2 separate regions of the Homo sapiens genome follow, and region 2 is linked to region 1. Evidence: chromatin contacts called from ENCODE Hi-C data. All regions are on one chromosome and are shown on one strand. Each heading gives the region's core, a stretch centred on a gene start or an enhancer-like site at or near the end of the contact. The rest is flanking DNA. Distances are from core to core; before and after follow the strand shown. Region 1 holds the start of METTL13 (methyltransferase 13, eEF1A N-terminus and K55). Region 2 holds the start of TIPRL (TOR signaling pathway regulator).

What was found. A loop is a pair of places that touch in the nucleus more often than their neighbours do. Pooled maps may share reads with other maps.
Region 2: a pooled map shows a loop between it and region 1 (15-fold over the local background). The contact joins the promoter of TIPRL here to the promoter of METTL13 in region 1. A Hi-C loop is called at or near these places in 10 of 50 pooled maps.

What each region holds. Positions count from the first base shown.
Region 1 is chr1:171,779,610-171,783,295 of GRCh38, forward strand. METTL13 (methyltransferase 13, eEF1A N-terminus and K55) reads left to right here and starts at 2,051. Exons shown (of 8, transcript NM_015935.5): 1 at 2,051-2,511. The coding sequence starts at 2,359. RefSeq lists enhancers at 1,740-2,034, 1,864-2,397.
Region 2 is chr1:168,176,815-168,180,546 of GRCh38, forward strand. It overlaps TIPRL (TOR signaling pathway regulator), which reads left to right and starts at 2,148. Exons shown (of 7, transcript NM_152902.5): 1 at 2,148-2,367. The coding sequence starts at 2,264. RefSeq lists enhancers at 1,771-2,272, 2,260-2,379.

The DNA.
Region 1 (3,686 bases), core at 801-3,300:
TGTCGTTTTTGAGAGGGAGTCTCCTTCTGTTGGCCAGGATGGAGTGCGGTGGCGCAATCTCTTGGCTCACTGCAACCTCCGCCTCCCGGGTTCAAGCGATTCTCCTGCCTCAGCCTCCTGAGTAGCTGGGACCACAGGCACACACAACCACGCTCGGCTAATTTTTGTATTTTTATTAGAGACATGGTTTCACCATGTTGGCCAGGCTGATCTCAAACTCCTGATCTCAAGTGATCCGCCCGCCTCGGCCTACCAAAGTGGTAGGATTACAGGCGTGAGCCACCGCGCCTGGCTGCTATGCTGTTTTGCTTCTTTGGTATCGTGTAGCACATTCAGTACAAGTGATGTCCTCCGCTCTCAATAAGTGCTTCCTAAAGAACTCACATTTCACCCATTCAGAACCTTGCATGGTGTAGTAGCTGAAGTTACTACTTCAAGGACTCCTTCTCTTTATCTTGGGTAGAGAGGAACAATGTGAACTCAGCAAAGGGATCATGAAAACAGATTTTCTCTTATGTTACTTGTAGAAAGCTTTTAGATTTATCATTGAAAATTGCGAATTTTGAACCATATCCATTTTGACTTAATTGTATTTTAAAACAGTGGTTCTCAAAAAAGTGTGGTTCCGGGACCAACATCATCAGCATCGTGGGAACTTGTTAGAAACACAAATCCTTGGGCCTCACCACTGAACTAATGACTTAGAACAGGGGTTGGACTGGGGAATTCTGTGTTTTAACAAGTCCTCCAGGTGATTCTGACGCATGCCAGTTTGAGAATCACTTTTTTAAACCAATGTTTAAGTCCAATCTAACCTACTTAACTATTAACAGTCTACCTGGCTATCTACCTGTGGTAGTGTAGTATGTAACAGCCCACAGCACACATGCTCAATTCCAAGCCTATCTGCTCTCCGCAATCAGTATATTCCTCCTGCAATTTATCATGGTATGAAAGGCCCAGTGATACACATATTTGGTCATTTTCAAATAGTGCCTGCCAGCATAGTGGCTCACACCAGTCATCCCAGCACTTTGGTAGGGTGAGGCGAGATGATCATTTGAGCTCAGGAGTTTGAGAACAGCCCGGACAACATGGCGAAACCCCATTTCTACAAAAAAAAAAAAAAAATTAGCCAGCGGTAGTGGCGTGCTACTTGGGAGGCTGAGGTGGGAGGATCCCCTGACCCCTGGAAAGTGGAGACTGCAGTGAGCCATGACTGCACCACTGCACTCCAGTCTGGGCGACAGAGACAGACCCTGTCTGAAAAAAAAGTGCCCTTCACAGAAGCTTCCTCAGGGTATTAGCATGAGCATGTGAAAGTACAGTATGTTTATCAAACACATAAAATAAGCAGTTATAAATAACGTCAGAATAACACAAGGAGGCCAATTATCAAAATGAAAGGCTAGTTTTGCATGCTGTGCTTTGCGGAGAGAAGGAAGAGGGAGTTTTCATGTTATTACACTTTTGATAGCAGAATCCTATATTTTGGTGCAGAGGTGGCAAAATAAGGCGGGGGGTGCTGGTGCGCAGAAGCTGACAAGGTTAGAATGTGCAGCGTTTTTACGACGGACTGGCTTTACTCATTTCCTGCCTCACTTCTCTCCTATCTGTATAGGTTTTTCTTTTCGTCCTCCTCTACCAGTACGCTCCCGCCTGCCGCGCTCCGCCCTTGTGCGGCGCACGATCGGAGTCAGTGATTAAGCCGGCTCCAAGACAAAGCGGAGGCCGAGCCCAGGAAGCAAGCGCGCTCTCCGCCCCGCCTGGAGGGAGGGCCCAACCACAGCACAGCCGCGCTCACTCCTCACCCGGACGTGACCTAGTTCTCACAGAGGCCCGGCCTCTTCCGCCACAACTCCGGCCCGCGGTCCCGCCCCGTTCCGTGAATGGTCGGCCGGCCTCAGGTCAAAAAAGCGTTTAGGTGTCTGCGACGGAGCCTCCGGAGAAAGGCAAGCACGTCGCAGCCAATGAGGTGATAGAAACGCAAAGCAGCGACCAATGACTAGCTGAGTTGGGCTGGGCCGGCCGACGAATCACGAGGCTTCGCACCCGGATATGGTTATGGGCTCGGAAATCTAGTTCGGGAAAAGTGTGAGGGGCTCTTCACGTGGGGAAGGAACAGCAGGCGCGGAGGAGGGGGCAAGCGTGTGTGAGATTCAGTGGTCCATGCGTGCGTTTGTCGTGTAAGGGTCATTCCTGGGGTTTGGAGTGGGGGAACAAATCAATGTGGCTGTTTTTCCGTGGAAAGAATTCCCACTGCAGTGTCCCGGAGCCTGCGTGTGGTGGGCAAGCTCCTCAAATGGTATCTCACAGGGAATAGGGGAGTCTTGAAAACGCAGCTTCGGCAGTAGGAACATGAACCTCTTACCTAAAAGTTCCAGGGAGTTTGGCTCCGTTGACTATTGGGAGAAGTTCTTCCAGCAGCGAGGAAAGAAAGCTTTCGAGTGGTATGGAACCTACCTGGAACTGTGCGGGGTGCTACATAAATATATCAAGCCCAGGGAAAAGGTGAGGAGCGCGGGTTGGTAGCCCTTCGTACGTGCTCCGGAAGGTGGGAACTGGTAACAGGAATCTTGCACTTGGTGGACAGTGACAGGCGGGAGGACCCTAGTTGGACGCATATTTCAGCATTTCCTGCATTGTTCCTGCTAAAAGACAAACTAGAATATTCTTTCAGGCCGGGCGCAGTGGCTCACACCTGTAATCCGAACACTTTGGGAGACCGAGGTGGGAGGATCGCTTGAGCCCTGGAGTTAAAGACCAGCCTGGGGAACATGAGACCTCGTCTCTACAAAAAATGAAAAAATTAGCCGGGCGTGGTGGCGCGCATCTGTATTTCCAGCTACTCGGGAGGCTTAGGCGGGAGGATCGCTTGAGCCCAGGAGGTCGAGGCTGCAGTGAGCCATGATCACGCCACTGCACTCCAGCCTGGGTGACAGAGTGAGACCCTGTCTAAAAAAAAAAACATTTCTTTAAAGGTTTTCAGATAATAGACCTCCCACCCCAGCTCATTCTTGGATTAATAACCCTACTTGAAGAGTGACTTCCCATCTTGAAAGTATGTTCTTCTGTCACTGTGCATTCCTGTGCAACCTGCAGCAGGTGTGACTTTGTGTATGAATTTGTTTTTCAAATAGTCGTTGAGTGCGCCCCAAGTTTCAGGCACTGCTCAGTCCTTAAACTATAAGAGCATTAAGACGTAAACCCTGCACATGTTCCAGAAGTGAAACGTGATAAGTACAACAATGGGTTTGGTATAGGTGAGATTGTACTGGAGGTAGGGAAGGAGGAAGGTAGAAAACTTAACATTTGTGGGGAAGCTTTATGTGCCAAGCCTTATGTTGGGTGCTGTGTATGTGCATGTGCAATCTTTGAATTCTCATCATAAATTCAGGTGAGTGGCCATGCATACATTTTACAGATGAGGAAACTGAGGCCCCGAGAGCCACTTTTTTTTTTTTTTTTGCCCAAGATCATGTCCAGGTGGTCATGTGGGGATTTAAACTCAGGCCTGTCTGGCTCCAGAGCATATGCACATCTCTTTGTACCATGCTTTTCCAAAGATGGCAATATCAGAATTTCTAAGTTTGAATGGGAGATTGCTCCCTGGAGAGGGAGACAACAATCTGAATTTTAAGTTCGGCTTCAGAAGATAGCCAAATATCATGAGATGGAATCCGTGA
Region 2 (3,732 bases), core at 898-3,397, 3.6 Mb before region 1:
GAGATCACGTCACTACACTCCAGCCTGGGTGACAGAGCGAGACTCCGTCTCAAAAAAAAAAATAAATACAAATAAACAAGACCTGCGAGCCAGGCGCGGTGGCTCACGCCTGTAATCCCAGCACTTTGGGAGGCCGAGGCAGGTGGATCATGAGGTCAGGAGTTCAAGACCAGCCTGACCAACATGATGAAACCCCGTCTCTACTAAAAATACAAACATTAGCCGGGCATGGTGTTGCATGCCTGAAATCCCAGCTACTTGGGAGGCTGAGGCAGGAGAATCGCTTGAACCTAGGAGGTGGAAGTTGCAGTGAACCGAGATGGGGCCTCTGCACTCCAGCCTGGGCGACAGAGCAAGACTCTGTCTCAAAACAAAACAAAACAAAACAAAACAAAAAAACTATGGCCATGCAAGGCAAGGATTAAGTCATGCCCTACAAACCATAAAATGTCGTTAAATGGTTTTTTATGTGCAATGGTATAATGTGCCTTACTTTCCAACCTGACTGGTGTAGAATCACATGACAGATAGCAGACTCCCTTTTCTTAAGCATTCCTTTCTACTGACTTCAAGTCTTTAGACAAAGCTTAACACTGTTTTTTGTTTGTTTGTTTGTTTGTTTTTGAGACAAGGTCTTACTCTGTCACCCAGGCTGGAGTGCAGTGGCACGATCTCGGCTCACTGCAACCTCTGCCTCTCAGGTTCAAGTGATTCTCCCACCTCAGCCTCCCTAGTAGCTGGGGTTACAGGCATCCACCACCGTGCTTGGCTAAGTTTTGTATTTTTAGTAGACACAGGTTTTCACAATATTGGCCAGGCTGGTCTTGAACTCCCGACCTCAGGTGGTCCACCCACCTTGGCCTCCCAAAGTGCTGGGATTACAGTCTTGAGCCACTGCACCTGGCCTGTGTTTTTATTTGTTTTTGAGACAGGGTCTCGCTCACCCAGGCATGAGTGCTGTGGCATGATCATGGCTCAATGCAGCCTCTGAGGCTCAAGAGATCCTCCCACCACAGCCTCTCAAGTGGCCTGGGACTACAGGCAGATACCATCATACACAGCTAATTAACACGGTTTGTAGAGATGAGGGCTTACTCTGGTGCCCACGCTGGTCTCAAATTCCTGGACTCAAGCAATCCTCTCACCTAGGCCTCCCAAGATGCTGGGATTATAGGCAGGAGCCACCTCGCCTGACTAAAGCTTAAATCTTTCAACAGATTGCCGATCAGAAAATCTTTGAATCCACCTATGATCTGTAAGCCTCTCCTTCAAGACATCCCACTTCCTTAGCCTGAACCAATGTATATCTTCCATATATTGACTTATTTTACCTGCAATTCCCAACTCCCTAAAATGTATAAAACAAAGAGTAATGCCACCGCTTCAGATGCTCTTTGTTAGGACCTCTTGGGACTATTCCCTGGGCCATGGTCACTCATATTGGTTCAGAATAAATCTCTTTAAAACCTTTTACAGAATTTGTTTTTTTTCCATTAACAAAATCATCTCATTTTGAGGCAACTGAAGCCTAAAATCGTTAGAGAAGCGCTTTGCCCAAGGATTCACACAATAGTGTTGCAAATGGAGATTTAGCACTAAGTCAGCTGTGTTGTTTTCACTATACTGGGTGCCTACATAGCAACTAGACCATGGAAAGTCTTCGCATATCTACGAGGATGCAATTTTTGATAGGAGTTGGTCATAGTCAAGAGTGGCTAGATGGCCACTTCTAAATCTTGTTGGTGCTGGATTTCCTAAACTCTGTGGGATTACTTCTTTTTTTGACCTCAAAACAGAAAAATTTCCTCTGTAACACGATTCACTAACACATGAGGTAATCACACTGCTTTGAGGTCTGTAAGGATCAAGTTGGAACCGTCATCCCCTTCCCTGGCAGTCCCTAAAATCCTTCGAGATGACGTCACCCAACGAGTTCAAGAGGGCGGTGCGTTCCTAACCACACCTTCTGCAACCCAAGTGCCGCCCCTCTGACTTTCTCCTTTTTCCTTTTTTCCGGAACGCCGGAACGTAAGACGTGGGTCACGCAACAAGAGCAACTAGTCCCGGAAGCAAAAAGCAAAGAGGCGGAGAAGAAGACGGGAAGCAGAGCCCGCGTCCGGGTCGGCCGGCAGGGGGCGGGGCCGGGCATGGTAACGGCTCGGAAGCCTAGGAGGCTGGGCCGGAGGGAGGCGGAGGAACCGGTGTTCGCCGCCGCCGCTGCTTCAGCTTATTCCTTGTGGCCTCTGCGGGTCCTGCCTCAGCCATGATGATCCACGGCTTCCAGAGCAGCCACCGGGATTTCTGCTTCGGGCCCTGGAAGCTGACGGCGTCCAAGACCCACATCATGAAGTCGGCGGATGTGGAGAAGTGAGGCTTCGGGGCACGGGGTCTGGGCGCTGGCCGGTTGCTGGCCCAGGGCGGGAGGCAGGGCGAACTCTGTGCAGCCCCTCCCCTTTTCCCTGAGGCGGAGGTTCGGTCCCTCCGGACCGGACCTTTGATTGACAACTTCGATAAATAATCCAGTCACACTTCCGGGCCCTTTGGTTGGGGATCGCCAGGCGCTGCTTTCGTCAACTGTCAATCCGCCTGGGTTTGAGTAGAGTGTGACTGTTCTGGTGGACTTTCCCCTCACCAAACGTCTCCTCCTGCCTCAGCCTGCACCACCTTTCTTTCTGGGTGGCTGTTGCCTGTTTTCTTAGGGGTTAATGACGGGGATGATTTATAAGTTTGGTTTCTGTCACGTCAGGTGCTGTGCCCGGCGCTTGAGATAGGAAATGTAAAAGACAACGTGCGCCTCAATTCACAGTCTCGTGAGAGAGACAGACAATTATATTACAGCGTGAATAAATGTAATGAAGATGTATACACGGAGTGATGTGAGGTCTTTTAGGGGCTCGAACCATCTGGGAAATTGGGATGCCTGAACTGAATCTTTATAAAACCGTTGCGGGGGGCGGTGGATAGGTACATGCCATCAGGTCAGGCAGAGTGAGTTGTGATGCGTTTTTGATGCCTGGGCTGAATCTTGACAAAATTTAGGGGAATCAGGGGACGCATGTAAAGCTGGGGGCTCAGGGAGAGTGAAAGCTGTGATGTGTTTAAAGAGCTGTGTCCGTGTGATTGGAGCGTGAGGTACCATAGGGGGTGTTGTGAGAGATGAGAGGTAGGCCCCAGGGGAATCAAGATACTGAGGGAATTTTTATGCCTGGCTAAGGAGTTTTCAATTTTATCTGACAACCACTGGGTGTAATTTTATCCAAAGGAGCTGCATTATCAGATGTACGCTCTGAAAGATTTCTCTGGAGGCCATGTTGAGGCTGGATTGCAGGTCCGCAGGGATGGGAAGGAGACCAGTTAGTAAGAGAAAAGATAGGTTTTAGAAGATTAAGTCCCTGGGATGGCCAGCTGATGGGAGGAGAAATAAAAAAGGAAGAGTCTATGCTGATGACAAGATCTCTGGCTTGGATTTTTGCATGTATCGTATGCCTTTGAACAAGATGAGAAGCACAGGAGGAGGAGAAGCAGATGGGGGCAGGGTGTTGGTTAGAGGATGAGTTTAGTTTATTGAAATGTGAGGTGGGTATAGGTCATAAAGTGAAGATGTGTAGTAGGCATTTAGATATATTTATCTTGGAGCTCAAAAAAGATAACGTCTGTGGGTTTAAGTTTGGGAATTATCTGCTTATATTTGGTACCTGGAGCTTTGGGAATGAATTAAGGTATCTAGAAGTC